2 separate regions of the Homo sapiens genome follow, and region 2 is linked to region 1. A link is a loop called in an ENCODE intact Hi-C map of the cell type or tissue named here. Cell type or tissue: psoas muscle. All regions are shown on one strand.

Region 1 (8,000 bases):
GTTGTTATGCAGTTACAGTAACTGGAACACTTAATATACAATTTCCAGGATTCTGGTGGTAATAGTATCTTTCCTCCCTAATCTAGGAAATGCTGGTAAGAGTGGCATTTTTGTAGGGATAACTTCTAATCTGCTTTAATTCATATTTGAAAAATAAGTGATTGAAAAGCCTTTATACTTGCATGTTAGCAACATCTGATGTGATACTTTTCACAAATGATGGACAATGCAATCTATCCACACCTATCCTTTTAAATTTATTTTTACTTAATGCTAATGCACAAAATCTTTTTTTTTTAAAATCTTTAAATGTAAGCACTTCCCTTTTTGCACAGCCAGTTCTCTGAGACACTGTCAGTCTTCAAAACTGTTCCTTTCTAGTGTCACTAGCTCATTTGCCCAAGCATGGAGCTTCAGCTACCAGCACCGTGATGGACGTGCAGGAGAAACACTCACATAACATCTTTTGGGATCAGGGTAGCCTGTCACTTTCCAGAGGAAGCCCAAGAAGCTCAGGAGGTAAAGGCACTCTCCTGAGCTTGCATTAACAAGCTTTTCCAGTTGTACCATTAACAATTCTCCACCCGCCCCTTGGGGATGCTGCAATAATAGGAGACACTATTTTGCAAAGGGCTTTGGGAAGAGTCTGGTAGCACCTTGTATTCATACTGTGCCCTTTATTTCTTTACTGTGGAATTCTCCACTGTCATCCCATTCCACTCAGTTGCTGAGAGACTTGCAAGATAGTATTGATTGTTTCTTCATAAAGACACCATTTCGTTCTATTTATCCAGAGCAGTTAGAGTCAAGGACAAAAGAGAGAGGGGAAGAACTTGTTTCACTAATCTTTCCATCATATGAATATTAAAACTTTTAAGAACCTGATATTCCAGGTGAGGAGTCAAAAGTATGGCTTGCAAATTTTGGGACTCTTTCAGGGGCTGGGAAAGAAAATTCCCTAAAATTTTAGCTTCAGAATCATTTAGGCCTTGAAATAACTCCTACAAAAGAGAATGTCAGTGTCATACATTGTAATGCACTGAACTGAATGGAGTGTAAATACATTCAATAGCACAAGGATTCCATTTTCCTTGATCATACGCTTGGGTTTAGAAATGAAGGAAAAAAGCCTTAAGAAAATATGTTTCGGGTTTTAAAACTGTATAATAGTAGTTAAAAAGAATTTCAAAACCCCAAACCATTCCAGACACCAGATGAGCTCAAACTCCTGCCATATTTAATCATTTCTACTACAAACTCCTAAGGCTGATTTATTATCTGCATCTTGCATAAGTTGATAATAAATCCTTTCTTATGCCAATGAGAATAAATATTTTGAGATGAAAAATGGTCAGTCTGATGATTTTCCCTGGATCTGAGTGAATCATAGAGACTGTACGGCTGGCTTCAGAAACTGACTGTTAAAATGATCCTAAAAAAGATTTAACTTGGAAGTGATCAATCCAGAGGCTGCATATAGATAAATCTTCACAGATTCTCAAGTGGCTAGACTTCAACATTCTATGGGATCCACAAAATACAACTTCACATCTTCTGTTGACAGAACACTGTAAACATTCTGGGCAATTCTGGGACATGAATTTGATCCTTTTAAAAATTTTTTGAGACTACTTTTGGCTAACTTAACCCATTAAAGTAAGAGTGTAAATTGGTGTGTGTGTGGCGTGTGTCTATGTGTGTATTTATGTATTCCTGCCTCACCTCAAAACATCAGTTAGCTTGTTCCTTTATCTTACATTTCCTGTGAACTGGAAGTTAGATCTGAGTCTTGATTAGATTCAAGTTAACCGTTTAAGGCTATAATATATAATAGGTGATGTTTCTGGTTTATATGGCATTATAGCTATTTATTTAGCTAACGATTCTGAAGGTTGTTCTTTAATTTGGGCTGGGATAAGCTGGGAAGAGCTTCTGGTCCAGGTTGAGTTTGGATGGTCTTGGATGCACTTGCTCATGTGTCTCTAGTCAGCTGATAGTTTGGCTGGGTTGACTGACCATGGGTTCGGCTGAGATGGCCAGTCTTTCTCCATGTGATCACTCACTCTTTCCCATGCTAGCTCATTCTCATGGCAGCTCAGGGTTCCATGCATGAGAACAGACGCATGCAAGGTTTTTTGAGGTATAGGCCCAAGAAAATCTCAAGGCCAGTCCAGATTCAAGAAGGGGAGAAAAACACTTTACTCCTTGATGGAAGGAGTTACAGTGTCACATTACTAGGGTGTAGGTACAAGGAGGGAAAGAATTGGCGGCCATTTCTTTCATCTACTACACCTGGGTTTGTAATTTTTGTCAGTGCATGATTTCTCACCTTGTGTAAGGACCACTGACAGGAAAATGTCTCAAGCTACTGTTGAAAATGTAAGTTTCCGGGCTGGATGCGCTGGCTCAGGCCTGTAATCCCAGAACTTTAGGAGGCCGAGGTGGGCAGATAACCTGAGGTTAGGAGTTCGAGACCAGCCTGGACAACATGGTGAAACCCTTCTCTACTAAAAATACAAGAAAATTACCCAAGCATGGTGGCGGGCACCTGTAGTCCCAGCTACTTGGGAGGCTGAGGAAGGAGAATGTTGTGAACCCAGGATGTGGAGCTTGCAATGAGCCGAGATCGCGTCACTGCACTCCAGCCTGTGCAACAGAGTGAGACTGTGTCTCAAAAAAACAAACAAACAAAAAAACCAACCAAACAAACAAAAACAAAAAACAAAAACAAAAAAAAAATAAAATGTAAGCTTCTGAAAAACCAGGTGCAAAGAATGTGTCAGAGTAACAGAGAAGCCCTGGAAATGAGGGTTTTGCGTTCAGCTGGGACGTCAAGTTACAGCTGATGAGCTTTTTCCAAAAATTGTCGGGCAGGTTTTAAGGATTAGAGAAAATGTTTGTTGAATAGCTAGAACAGTTCTTAGCACATAATGGGCGCTAGAGATGATGACTATTAAATATTTAGAATTATTTAATCAGTATTCTTCAAATGTATTTTGAATACCTACAGTGAAATATATCTTTTTTGTTGTTGTTGTTTTGTTTTGTTTTAAAGACTGAGTCTCTCTCTGTAGCCCAGGCTGGGGTTCTATGGTGCAATCTTGGCTCACTGCAACCTCTGCCTCCCAGGTTCAAGCGATTCTCCTGCTTCAGCCTCCTGAGTAGCTGGGATTACAGGCGCCTGCAAGAACGCCCGGCTAATTTTTGTATTTTTAGTAGAGATGGGATTTCACCATATTGGCCAGGCTGGTTTCAAACTCCTGACCTCAAGTGATCTGCCCGCCTTGGCCTCCCAAAGTACTGAGATTACAGGTGTCAGCCACCACACTCGGCCAATATATAGGTTTTTTAAAAAAACGTGTATGTTTTTTTCCCCCTCAAGGAGCCCTACGGTTTTTTAGGGAGAAAGAGAAGTAGACAACTGAAATACAGTTTGATAAATGTTTTCACATGATATTAATAAACTGCTATCTACAAGTTTTTATTGAGCACCTATTCTATGGAGGACATTTTGCTGAGTTTTTAGTAGATGGTGCTAAAGTATGCAGGTTTTTTTTTTTTTTTTTGAGATGGAGTCTCGCTCTGTCACCCAGGCTGGAGTGCAGTGGCCTGATCTCCACTCACTGCAAAATCTGCCTCCCGGGTTCACGCCATTCTCCTGCCTCAGCCTCCCGAGTAGCTGGGACTACAGGCGCCCGCCACCACGCCCGGCTAATATTTTTGTATTTTTAGTAGAGACGGGGTTTCACCGTGTTAGCCAGGATGGTCTCGATCTCCTGACCTCATGATCCGCCCGCCTCGGCCTCCCAAAGTGCTGGGATTATAGGCGTGAGCCACCGCGCCCAGCCTAAAATAAGCAGTTTTAAAAATACTTTGGGTTCTTATAAATAATGTACAATGACTTCAGCAGCATTGTTGGGGAAGGAACAATATCCAGAATGTTACACCAGTCAGTCATTTCTGAAGAATCTGTTGATGATAAAATGGCCCATTATTTTTTCTGCTGCTAAACCAAAGGCACTATGACCTGCTAATTCTCATTTACTCAGCAGGCGGCGCTCCAGCACCAGGGATTGCATTGAAAGTGACAATTTAGTGAAACAAGGAGGTTTTTGGTTAATGTTTGTTTTTCAGGCTAAAAAGGAAAGCCGTTAGGAAAAATAAACAGTTTATCAGGCATTGCGACAAAGACACTTGAGGGGAAAGACAAGCTGTCACTTCAAGGACAGGAAGAAAAATCCCTGCATCTGTAGAATCATCAGATGCATGACTGTCTTGTTAAAAAAATGATGAAATGAGGAAGGAAGGAAAAGCATCTGAGATAAAAGAGAAGATTAAAAAAATGGAAAACAATTGAAATCATCTGCAAGCAAGGATGGAGGAGTACCGCCCTGGGAGAGGGATGTGGAGGAGTGTTGCAGCAATTGGAAAAAATGAAAACAACTGGAATATAATTGGGACTCATTCTAAGTATTCAGATGTACCATTTTCTTTAGATGCCAAATCTGCATAATTGGTTTCAGCTGCCCAACCCACACCCAGTTCTTGTTTTGTAACTTTCAATAGTTTGAGGTCTTCAGCACGTAAACGTTTGCACCTAATGACAAGTGCCTGGTTTCTAAATCAAAATTGCCTTATAGTTTCCAAAAATTTCAGGTCAGGAATACAGGACAGCTGAATTAGTAATTAAACTTTAGTTAAAGGGATTGGAATAGAAACAGCTAAATTAAAAGAAAAAAGTATTTATTGTGAAAATGGTTGGATTTTTGAAGGGTCACTTGTGCTAACCTGCTATTGGGATTAGGGATAATGCTTCCAATTTAGGCTTCACTCTCTCTACTTGGCCATTAAAATAGTTTTCTCAAGAAGAACTTCTCTACATTTATCTTTCTGTATCACATAAATAGCTTAGCTAGTCTTTTTTCTGTAACGTTTTTAATGTAACACCATTTTACTTGGTTTACTCTTTCCTGGAGAGAGATTTAATCAGAATAAGTTAATCTGAAGGCACTCTATAAAACAAAAGAGAATGAGCAATTGTTAGATTGATTGTTTAGACCTAGCCACAGTCTATGTAATATATGAATTAAATTGATGCAATGAAAGAACTATCATACAAGTGGTTCGGAAACATTGGTGTGTATCAATGGTGCCAAACTTTCTTAAAACATAGATTGCTGGGTCCCACTCTCAGAATTTCTGGTTTAGTGGGTCTGGGGTGAGGTAATAAAATGTACATTTTTAACAAATTCTGGGTGATGCTAATGCTCTTGGTCCAGGGATCTGATTTTGAGAACCACTGACATACTTTTGCAGAAAAAGTTTTCTATTTGATTTGGTTATGGTTATGGCTTTGGTTTTCATCCTCCTGCAGTTATATATGGTCAGAATCAGATATTTAATGAATGGAGGAGGAGGAAGAGGAGGACCAAGTGGGCAGATATTTGTTGAACACCTGGTATATACTTGCTTCTATGGCTCTTTACATTCTTAATCTTCTCACTTAATCTTCCCCATGACTGTACAAAGTATGATTTGTTCTCCCACTCAACAGATGTAGAAACTGAGTCTTGAAGAGGTTGGGAACTTTTGAAAGGCAAACAGCTAGCTAATGGCTAAGCTGAAAATTAAACCCAAGTATGTTGACTGCAAAGGTGGCACTACACAAGAGGACTTCAAAATGTTCACCACAGTTTGATTCATTGAATTTCACAGATTTCAGTTCAAATTGACTTTACTTGACTGACACAAGCAAGTTCCTTAATTTGTTGTCCAGTTTCCATTTCTAAAGAGATATGTACCTGTCTTTCAGAACTGGTCTAAGGATTAAGTAATGAATTTGAGGGTGCTTGGGTATAGTTGCTGGTGCATAGTGAGTGCTCGTTAAAGCTCAGCTCCCTTTCCTTTCTTTAGAAATGCAAGTATTTAATTCAAGTTCATCTTAGAAATAAATGAGAAAACTATGATTAGGACAGAAACACTCAAATTCTGGCTTGTCCCAGGGACTTTGAACCACCTTAGTGGGAGGAAGGCAGCCATTCTGTTTGTCAGTTAACGGGACCTACATTAGTCTTCCAAGTTTCTCCAGAAGAGCCTACTTCTACCTTTGTCCCATGTCACCCAGCCCATCTGATGGTAGTGGGTGCCTGTCCTGTGCAACCTGTTCTCACCAGTGCAACCAAAAGAAACTGGACATACTCCAGAAGGCTTGTGTATTTCAATACTCTCTTGGCTTGGAATTCTATTGCCTTCCCACACACCTTCACTTGGTAATTCCATTATCTCTGTTATTTCTGATTCTGTTTCTATTGACTAACTTTTCTCCTGGTTTGAATCAGATTTTCCTACTTCTTTGCATGTCTAGTAATTTTTAAATTAGATGTCGACATTATGAATGATATTTCGTTGAGGGTTTGGATTTTGTTGTCTAAGTAGTGTTGAAGTTTGTTTCGGTGGGCAGTAAACTTACTTGCAGATCAGCTTGATTTTTCTCTAGGCTTGATTTTCAGCTTGTTAGGTCTGGTCCAGAGTAGCTTTTACTCTACCACTAAGGCGTGACACTCTGGGGTCACTCTGAATGCCCTTGTATTCAGTGAGTCCTCTCTACTTTGGCCGAGAGGAGATCAAAACATCTCTCAACCCTAAATGGGCTCTGAGAATGTTCATCTCAGAGCTACCTGAAAGTTGTCAAGTTGTCTTTTTTTTTTTTTTTTTTTTTTTTGGCTTCATGGAGCTTTGCCCTAACTGTGTATGGCTTAGTATTCAGTCAAACACTTGAGGAGAACCTTGCGCAGATTTCTGTAAAGTTTTCTCTGTATAGCTCCCTCCTCTCTGGTACGCTGGCCAATAAATTCCAGCTACCTTAGCCTCCCTGTGTTAGTCAGGGCTCACCAGAGAAACCAAACCAATAGGATATACAGAGATATATAAAAGTATATTTATTATGGGAATTGGGTCACACAGTTTTGGAGGCCAAGAAGTCCCGTGATATGCTGCCTGAAAGCTGGAGAACCAGGAAAGCCAGCAGCATAGTTCAGTCTGAATCCAAAGGCCTGAGAATCAGAGAAGGCAACTGGGTAACTCCCAGCCCAAGTCTGGGAGTGAGGCGGGCATTGGTATCAGTCCCAGAGTCTGAAGGCTCAAGAACCGGGAGCTCTAACGTCCAAGGGCAGGAGAAGGAGAATGTTCCAGTGAGAGAGAGAGGAGAGACACACACACACACACACACACAGAGAGGAGAGAGAGAGAGAAAGACACACACACACACACACACACACACAGAGAGAGAGAGAGAGAGAGAGAATTGCCGTTCTTTCTTTCATCTTTTTGTTCTATCAGGGTTCTCAATGGATTGGATGATGCCCACCTCAGTGGCTCTTCTTTACTCAGTCTACTGATTCTAATGCTTGTCTCTTCTGGAATCATCCTCACAGGAACAGCCAGCAATGTTTTTACCAGATCCCTGGGTATCCCTTAATTCAGTAAAGTTGACACATAAACACTTAACCATCAAACTCCCCAAATGCCTATCTTTGTCTACTCAACTCAGTGAGTCTTCCAGGTTCTATCTGGGTTCCTTTCCCTCTGCCAAGGTCCATGAATGGCCTCCAAGCAGAAACCTAGGGCAATTGTAGAGAGGGTTCCCCTTGTTTGTCTCTCTTCTCTCAGGTATCACAGTCCCGCTCTGCCTGGGGCCAACTATGTCATATATTTTGCCCAGTTTTCTAGATGTTTATAGTGGGAGGGTATGTCCTGTACCAGTTACTACTCCATGAGTGAATGTAGCAATCTGTATACCTTCATTTGGTTAATTCCTACTTGCCTGACTTTTAAGGTGCAATTCAGCCACCATCTCCCTTGGGACACTTTCTGGGTTTCCACCAGTTTGACTTAAGGGCTCCTTCATCTGCTGAGTTATGCTTCCTCCTTTTCCCCCTGACTCCACAGAACCGTAAGCTTCTTGAGGATATAGATTGTAGTTTCTCAGCATCTTCAGCCTC
Region 2 (8,000 bases), 100 kb after region 1:
TCTTGAATTTCAGATATTCATTTAACTGCATGTGTTATGTTCATCTGTTGTTTGGGGCATATAATTCAGAATTGTTGAATTTTTGTTCTTTAATTTACTGTTTACTATGCTTATTTAATGATGATTTCATCTCTCAATGCTTCTTTCTCCCTTCCTTCCCTTCCCTTCTCCTTCCTTCCTTCCTTTTCTTTTTTTTTTTTCCAGACAGTGTCTCTTCCTGTTGCCCAGGCTGGAGTGCAGTGGCACAATCATAGCTCACTGCAGCCTCCAGCTCCTGGGCTCAAGCAAACCTCCTGCCTCAGCCTCCCAAGTAGCTGGGATTATATTATTACCCTGATCCATGTAATCCGCCTCCATGGACATGCTGAGAACCTTAGTTTCCTGGAAAGGATCATAGTATTAGACATAGTTTATTGAGTACTTATAATATGCCCAATACAGTATTAATAACCTTATATATTAATACATTGTCTCAATAATCTTTTTTTTTTAATACTGAGTCTCGCTCTGTCACCCAGGCTGGAGTGCAGTGGTGCGGTCTCGGCTCACTGCAACCTACGCCTCCTAGGTTCAAGCGATTCTCCTGCCTCAGCCTGTAGCTGGGACTACAGGTGCCCACCCCCACGCCCAGCTGACTTTGGTATTTTTAGTAGAGATGGGGTTTTGCCATGTTGGCCAGGCTGATCTTGAACTCCTGACCTCAGGTGATGTACCTGCCTCAGCCTCCCAAAGTGCTGGGATTACAGGAGTGAGCCACCATGCCCGGCCTCAAAAATCTTTAGGATGTAGATGTTACTGTTATTATTATTCGCATTTTATAGATGAGAAAAGTGAGGACCTTGCATAGGGTCTCATGTCAATTAGTAGCAATCAGGACTCAAACCCAGATAGTGTTAAACATTATGTTTTACTGACAGGCATTGATAATACAGCAGGAACCAAACACTCTTTGAAATGAATATATGCCCTCAACATTTGCATAAATACATGGAGCTCCATTTATAGTTCCTTGGGCTGCTGGCAGTTCATTCTATATAGACTTTGGAAGCCCTTTAAAGTAATGACTTTTTTTTTTTTTTTTTTGAGACAGGGTCTCACTCTGTTGTCCAGGCTGAAGTGCAGTGGTGCTACCATAGCTCACTGCAGCATCGACCTCCCTGGGTCAAGTGACCCTCCTGCCTCAGCCTGAGGGTTGCTCTGGCTGAACTTGAACTCCTGGGCTCATGTGCTCTTCTTGCCTTGGCCTTCCAAAGTGTTGGGATTACAGGTGTGAGCCACCATACCCACCCTAATAATGACTTTATAATTTGGCTTCATCCCACACATATTCCCACTGCTCCCTGAAATGCTCCCTTACTGTTTTGTTGGGAATCTTGTTCTGATCTTCAGAATATAAACACTCTTGGCTCTAGTGAATAATCATTACAGATGATATGACAACCTGGGTGGCTTTTAAGTCATATATGGATGAATTTTGAATCAGATGCTCTCTCAAGGGGATTCTTCTTCCAGAATCCACAGTCTCGACTCTGCCTTCATGCACTCGTAGCCCAGAATCCCTGCAGGGGCTGGTGTGCGTTTCCCATGCTTGCTGATCCTGCATATATACTTTGTAGAAACCACTTACATTACAATTGCTCCTTTAGCTTCTGTGAATTAAAGTAGTTTTCCATTTTGGTGCTTCCTCCTAGATTATGACATATGTTGAATTTAGGTCAGTTAAAGGGCTCATGGGAAGAGTTTTTGCTAGGACTCTAATTTGTTTACTCAAGATGGAATGGAAGACCTCTTGGCACATGTCCCATGAAGCTGACTGGCCAGCAGTAGCTGTATTGAGCAAAAAGTCCATTCAGGTTCTGGAGTGGAGACTGGATCCAGTTGCTTATCGGGAGCTCTGGGAAGGGATGGGGCCCAGTCTATTATTGTCACCAGAAAAGAAGCATACGAACTGCTTACTTTTGACAGTTGCTTAGGAATATTCAACGCAAGACCTTTATTAATATAAAGCTTCCCTGTGTTTCTTCCTCTCTGGTCACTGAATCTGTGGATGATGCAATGACAGGACGCCGACATTCTAAAACTTATTAACTCTGGGCGGATGCGTGCTCTAGAATGAGAGACAGAGTTAGTATGCTGCTAGATAGGCATGTGTTGATCACAGGTAGAAAGGGCTGCCAATGGAACAGCAAGCCAAGGCCGATGGTAATGAGTCAGGGGTTTCCGTTTCTCATCTCTTCCTCTGAAGGGCTCACCTCTCCAGGAGGGAGGGCTCACCTCTCGCCCAGGCAACTGTGCTGGCCTCCAGCTGGGTCCCCCGACTCCAGGCTGTCCCCCTTGGATCCGTCTTCTCTGTTCAGAGTCTCTTATCTCTGTGCTGATAGTAGACCTGGTCTACTCCCCATTTTGTGTTGCTTCCAAGCTCTTGAGGGAGGGCTCTTTCATGCAGAGGACTGGGTAGTTGCTCTGTGAAATGTGTGGAACAAATGAATAAATGAATGAGAAGAGAAGGGGATAATTTTGCTGGGCAACACCCTCCATCAGTGGTTCTTGGTCTGGGGCCACATCTGAGCTATCTGTGGATGTTTTCAATAATATCCAAGTCAGGACTCCACTGCAGACCAATTGCTTCAGGAACTAGAGTGAGGCGAGGACAGCTGTGTGTTTGAAACACTCCAGCTGATTCGAATGTGCATCTCTGTGTGGAACAGCTGCCCTAGATTGGTGGGTCTCAAACTTGATTGCACATTGGAATCATCTGGAAAGTGTTCAAACACTTTTTTTTTTTTTTTGCCCCACCCCAGTTTCTGATTCAGTAGGCCTGGGGCAGGGCCCAGGAATTTACATTTCTGACCAGTTTCCCTGCAATTACTCATGTTGTGGGTCTGGGGCCCACATTTTAAGAACAAACACCCAAGATTTTTCAACAGCTGTAATGCTTTGTGTTAACAGTACTCAGTCTTTAGCTGCATATTAAAATCATAATGGGAGCTTTCACAACATACTGTTGCCAGAGTCTCACTGTAGCTCATTATAACTGAAATATGTGGGAGGAGCCTTGGGCATCTTTTGTTTGTGAAGTTTCCCCAGGTGATTCTCAAGCACAGTGAGGTATAAGAAATGCTGCTCTAGATTTTTGCCACTGAAAGCATGGTCCTGCGACTGGCAGCACTGGCACTATCATTGTTTGGGAGCTTGTTAAAGACGTAGAATCTCAGGCCTTACCCTGGACCTACTGAATCTGCATTTTAACAAGACACGTGGGCAACAAAGTTTGAGAAGCACTGCTCTAGAGAGCTCTCTTCATCTCCTATGCTCAAAGAATGATTTGTTTCTTATCTCCAATATTACAGTGCAAATTCCCTCAGGATAGGCTTCTTGATTAATTTATCCTCAAGCCTACAGCACCTAACACAGTGCCTTTTTTCATACAGAGGTGCTCAATAAATATTTTTGAATGAATAGATTTTCCTGTGAGTGTTATCTCCAAGGTACTTACACACTTTTCTTCTTCCCACCATCTGCTCCTACTACCTTCCAGGTAACATATACCTCACATTGTCATATCACTTTAATCACCTCCTGGTAGACTTTGAATGTTTTCACTCTCTGAATCTTATGTTGGAATGTGATCCTCAGAATTGGAGGTAGGGCCTAGTCGGGGGTGTTTGGGTCATGAGGGAGGATCCCTCATGAATGGCCTGGTCCCTTCCTCATGGGAATGAGTGAGTTCTTGCTGTTAGTTTACAATTTAAAGGAGCCTGGCACCTCCTTCTCTCTCTCACTCCTCCTCTTGCTATGTGACATGCCTGCCCCCCCCTTGCCTTCTACCATGAGTAAAAGCTTCCTGAAGCCTCACTAGAAGCCAACTATAGCCACTGCCAGGCAGAAATGTGAGCCAAATAAACCTCTTTTCTTTACAAATTACTCAGCCTCAGGTATTCATTTATAGCAATGCAAAACAATCTAACACACCCCCAAACCTAACATCATTAAAAATATATCTCATGGGTAGTAATCATTTTAGACTTGCTTGGTATTTCAAGGAAAAACAATCTGGACTCCTTAGGCTCCATTTTTCTAGAACTCGTTGCTACCCAAAGGTTTGCTGTGTGGGCCCAAGGCTTTGGTTTCATCTGCTCTCACATAATGGAAGTTAACATTCTTCTCAGAATTTCCATCACCATGGTTACTGGCACTGAGTGGCTTCCCTTAGAATCTCAGAAACATTCCTGTAATTATTTTTTTCTGGTAATGTATAGAAATTAAAACAAAAATTAAAGATGCCCTATCACTGGGCACTGTTCATTTGCCTCACCACGGTAGAAATGTTTTACCTTTAGAGCCATTTTAATGCTCTTGAGAAATGGTCAAGTTGAACATCTTTGGGAATGAGTCAATCTCAGGAGGCTTCTAGAAGCCAAGTGTGGTCAGCAGAAGAATGCCCCTCCAAGTCCCAATTAGTCCTAATTATTCTACATCTTAATCATCCCCCGCTTCCCAACATGTGAATATTACCTTATCTGGCAAAAGGGTCTTTGCAGATGTGATTAAGGTTAAGGACCTTGAGATTGGGAGCTTATCCTAGATTATCCCAGTGGGCCCAATGTCATCAAAGGAGTTCTTAAAAGCTGAGAATCTTTTCTGGCTATGGCAAACCAGAGAGATGGCAGTGTCAGAAGAGCTTGACCTGCCAGGAATGGGGAAAAGGGACCAGGAGCTAAGAAATGAGCATAGTCTCTAGAAGCTAGAAAAGGCAAGGAGACAGATTCTGTCCTAGGGCTTCCACAGAGGCACCAGCCCTGCTGACACTTTGATTTTAGCCTAATGACACCTGCGTTGGACTTTTGATCTACAGAACTGTCAGACAACAAATTTGTGTTGTTTGAGCCACCAAGTTTGTGGTGATTTGTTATAGCAGAAATAGAAAACTAATGCAGAGAGCAAGGCACCTTTTTGTTTCTAGGTATGTTTGGAGGTAAAGACCAGGTTACAAGCATCCAGTGACAAGTCTGTTTTGTTACATTCTTTTGCATCACATAGATCGTCTCAGTTATCAGAAAATGATTTTGTATTTTGGCATAAACTCTGTTTCTAAAATTTCCATCCTTCCCCTCCCTTGATGTGAAGTAAACTTCAGAGGATCCGGTGTCGGGATGGAAGGGTAATGAATGTGGCAAGTTGTGTTTGAGTTTGAAGAGTATAGATGTGCCCCCAAATATCTACTCTCACCCAATGTTTGAAATTTCATTATTAGAGACCCATGGCTTGCATCTTCTTCAGTTTTCCTCTATTACAGGCACTTATACCTCCAGAGAGGTAACTGCTATAAGCCCTTGTAGGAGAATTTGGTTACTTTACCACTCCCTGTGGGATGGATATGAGATATTATATGGGAAAGGCAAAGGAAGGAGCAACCTTCCTGCCATCATGAATTTTTTTTTTTTTTTGAGACAGAGTCTTGCTCTGTCACCCAGGCTGGAGTGCAGTGGCGCAATCTTGGCTCACTGCAACCTCCGCCTTCCGGGTTCAATCGATTCTCCTGCTTCAGCCTGCCGAGTAGCCGGGACTACAGGTGCACGCTGCCATGCCAGGCTAACTTTTGTATTTTTAGTAGAGACGGGTTTTCACCATATTGGTCAGGCTGGTCTCAAACTCCTGACCTCAGGTGATCCACCCACCTCGGACTCCCAAAGTACTGGGATTACAGGCGTGAACCACCATGCCTGGCCACCATCATGATTTTGTCAAGAACTATTTATCTAAGATAGTCAAGGAAAGTTAAATGAGATGCTGAAGGAAAATTGTGTGTGTGTGTTTATTTAGTGCCTATTCAGTGCCAGGTGTTTTATTTAGGCTACTGCATCTAGCCTTTCAACAGTTCTGTAAAATGTCAGGTGAGGGGTTTTCTTTTACACTACTTACAAGCTAATAAATTAACCTATTAATGTTTAAAATGTATTTTCCAGCGAGTATTAGTCTCTTATTTCTGATGCTAGCCAAAGACCTGAGACTCCTAGGTCAGAGACAAAGAACTTTATTACTCACCATCACAGCAAAGAGCATCAGCATCAGCTCCCTTTGCTACTAAGATTCAAAGGGCAAGCTGACACAGATCCAGAGGTATACTATACGCACAGTGGGTTTGTGTCATAGCCAAGGAACATTGAGCTTGAAGAATCTACTACTTTTATAGCAAGTAGTAAGTAGTTGTGTTCTTTGTTCCAGGGTGGGAGACATTACTTTGTCCCTCAAGTTGCTCACTGCAAGCACAACCCTGACAAATAGCCTGGGTAAAGAGTACACAGGGCCTTGGATTCTTGGCATACCCTACGCGCTGCATATGGGTTTGAGAGATCCATGGAGAGAACTGTCTCTCCCAACACAAAATAGGTATTATTATTCCTATTTCACAAACAGGAAAGTTGAGGTAAAAGAAAGTTAAACATCTAATGTAAGGAAACAAGGGGTAGTGAGACCAGGATTCAAATCTGTATCTATATTCTGAAGCCCATGATCTTTTTACCATATGTTGCTGTCTACTGGGAGGGCTCTTGGAAAAATAATTATACCACATTGGTCTTTTATTATGATTCACAAGATAACAAATGCAAACTTAATATTAAAAAATGTCCAGAAGGTGCTGAGATTTCTGATGGGTATGCAAAGATATGTATGTATTCATCCACTCATTTACATATATTTCTAAAAACCATCTATGTATCTGCCCCTGTGGTAGGAATGGATGGAGAGAAAGGAGTAGAAAAATTAAGAATTTGTTCATTTGTGAAATGTCTCAGTGCCACTTAACACAACAGTGTTTTAAATTTCCAAATTCAAAACTTAAGAGTCTGTAGAACTTTGACATTCGGAAAGGTTGCCTTTTCTGAACTCCTAATTACTTTAAATTGAAAGTCACTTCAATCTCTTTTCTGCAGCTTCTCTGGACTTTTGGTTTCATTGAAGTATAATCTAGGCAGCTTCAGTGGGAATTTATCACTGTATTAAGGAAGAAGATACATTTTGATTCTGGAAAACTCAATCTCTTTTTTAAAAGTCCACATGTAAAAAGACATTTGGAATAAATTTTAATGTGATTCATTGGAAAAATTCTTTCAATTTGAACTCTCTGCTCATACAAAAGGATCAACTCATTAAGTTCTCCAGCGTCTCCAAGGAAGATGGTGATAATGGAGGGCTAAATTGTGGCACTTCCGTGTTTCTGATAAAAGCTGAGAATGAAAAAAAAAATGTGACCCCTTTGACATTACTTATTTAAATACATTACTTATCAAAAACAATTATGGTTGTGGGCTTTGGAGCAGGGAAATTCTCAGCTTCCAGAAAGCCTATGGAAAATATCATTGAAGTGTAACCCCTTTCACTCGCCCCATTCCTGTCTCTTCTATTGGTCTAATTTTGAGATTTTATATTCCTTATGGATGAACTCCTAGAGATCTTTGTCTGGAACCAGGTCTACTTTGAAGGTTGAAACAGTGATTAATATGCCTGTGTATTAGTCACATAAAAATGTCTGGAAGGATGTCTCTCCACTCACATGTCACTGTGGCTATCCTGGGGCCATGGACTCACAGGAGGTTCTTTTGCATTCTCACCGGAGGGTGGGTTACTTCAGGTGGAGCAAGAATTCTCTCCTTGTCCCTGGCTTTCCAATATGCAGTTCACTTCACCCTGGGTTGTTGCCTCCTTTCTTTCTTGCAAATAGCACATGTATAGTTCTTCCTTAGTGCAAGTGGGTGGGTGTTTGGTGGTGAAAGAGAAAGGGGAAGGTGGGCATGCAGAAACAATTGGGGCTGCCATGCTGGTCAGGCTGTTTTCCCCCAGGCCTCTTTGGGTGTTGGTAGGCATAGGGTTGTTGGTACCTTGGGCCAGCTGGACCTTTCTTTCTCTTCGTTCATTTCACAATTACTTACTGAGTGAGGGTATGTGCCAGATACTTCCAGGGGATATAGCAGTAAACAAAGCAAATTCCCTCTTTCATG

What was found. A loop is a pair of places that touch in the nucleus more often than their neighbours do. Peaks named below come from ENCODE experiments on the same cell type or tissue, not always from the same donor. Only the 100,000 strongest peaks of a DNase experiment are listed, where the experiment ranks them.
Region 2: it touches region 1 in a loop (2.3-fold over the local background); 2 of 110 quality-filtered maps call a loop at or near these places.

What each region holds. Positions count from the first base shown.
Region 1 is chr3:23,995,072-24,003,071 of GRCh38, forward strand. No RefSeq gene overlaps it. Among named protein-coding and RNA genes, the nearest start is that of NR1D2, 54 kb to the left of the region's middle. In psoas muscle, a CTCF peak has its summit at 4,070; a DNase peak (open chromatin) is centred at 4,060.
Region 2 is chr3:24,099,084-24,107,083 of GRCh38, forward strand. LINC00691 (long intergenic non-protein coding RNA 691) reads right to left here and starts at 4,164. Exons shown (of 2, transcript NR_026834.1): 1 at 3,497-4,164; 2 at 891-2,463. In psoas muscle, no CTCF peak of the experiment used is centred here; no DNase peak of the experiment used is centred here.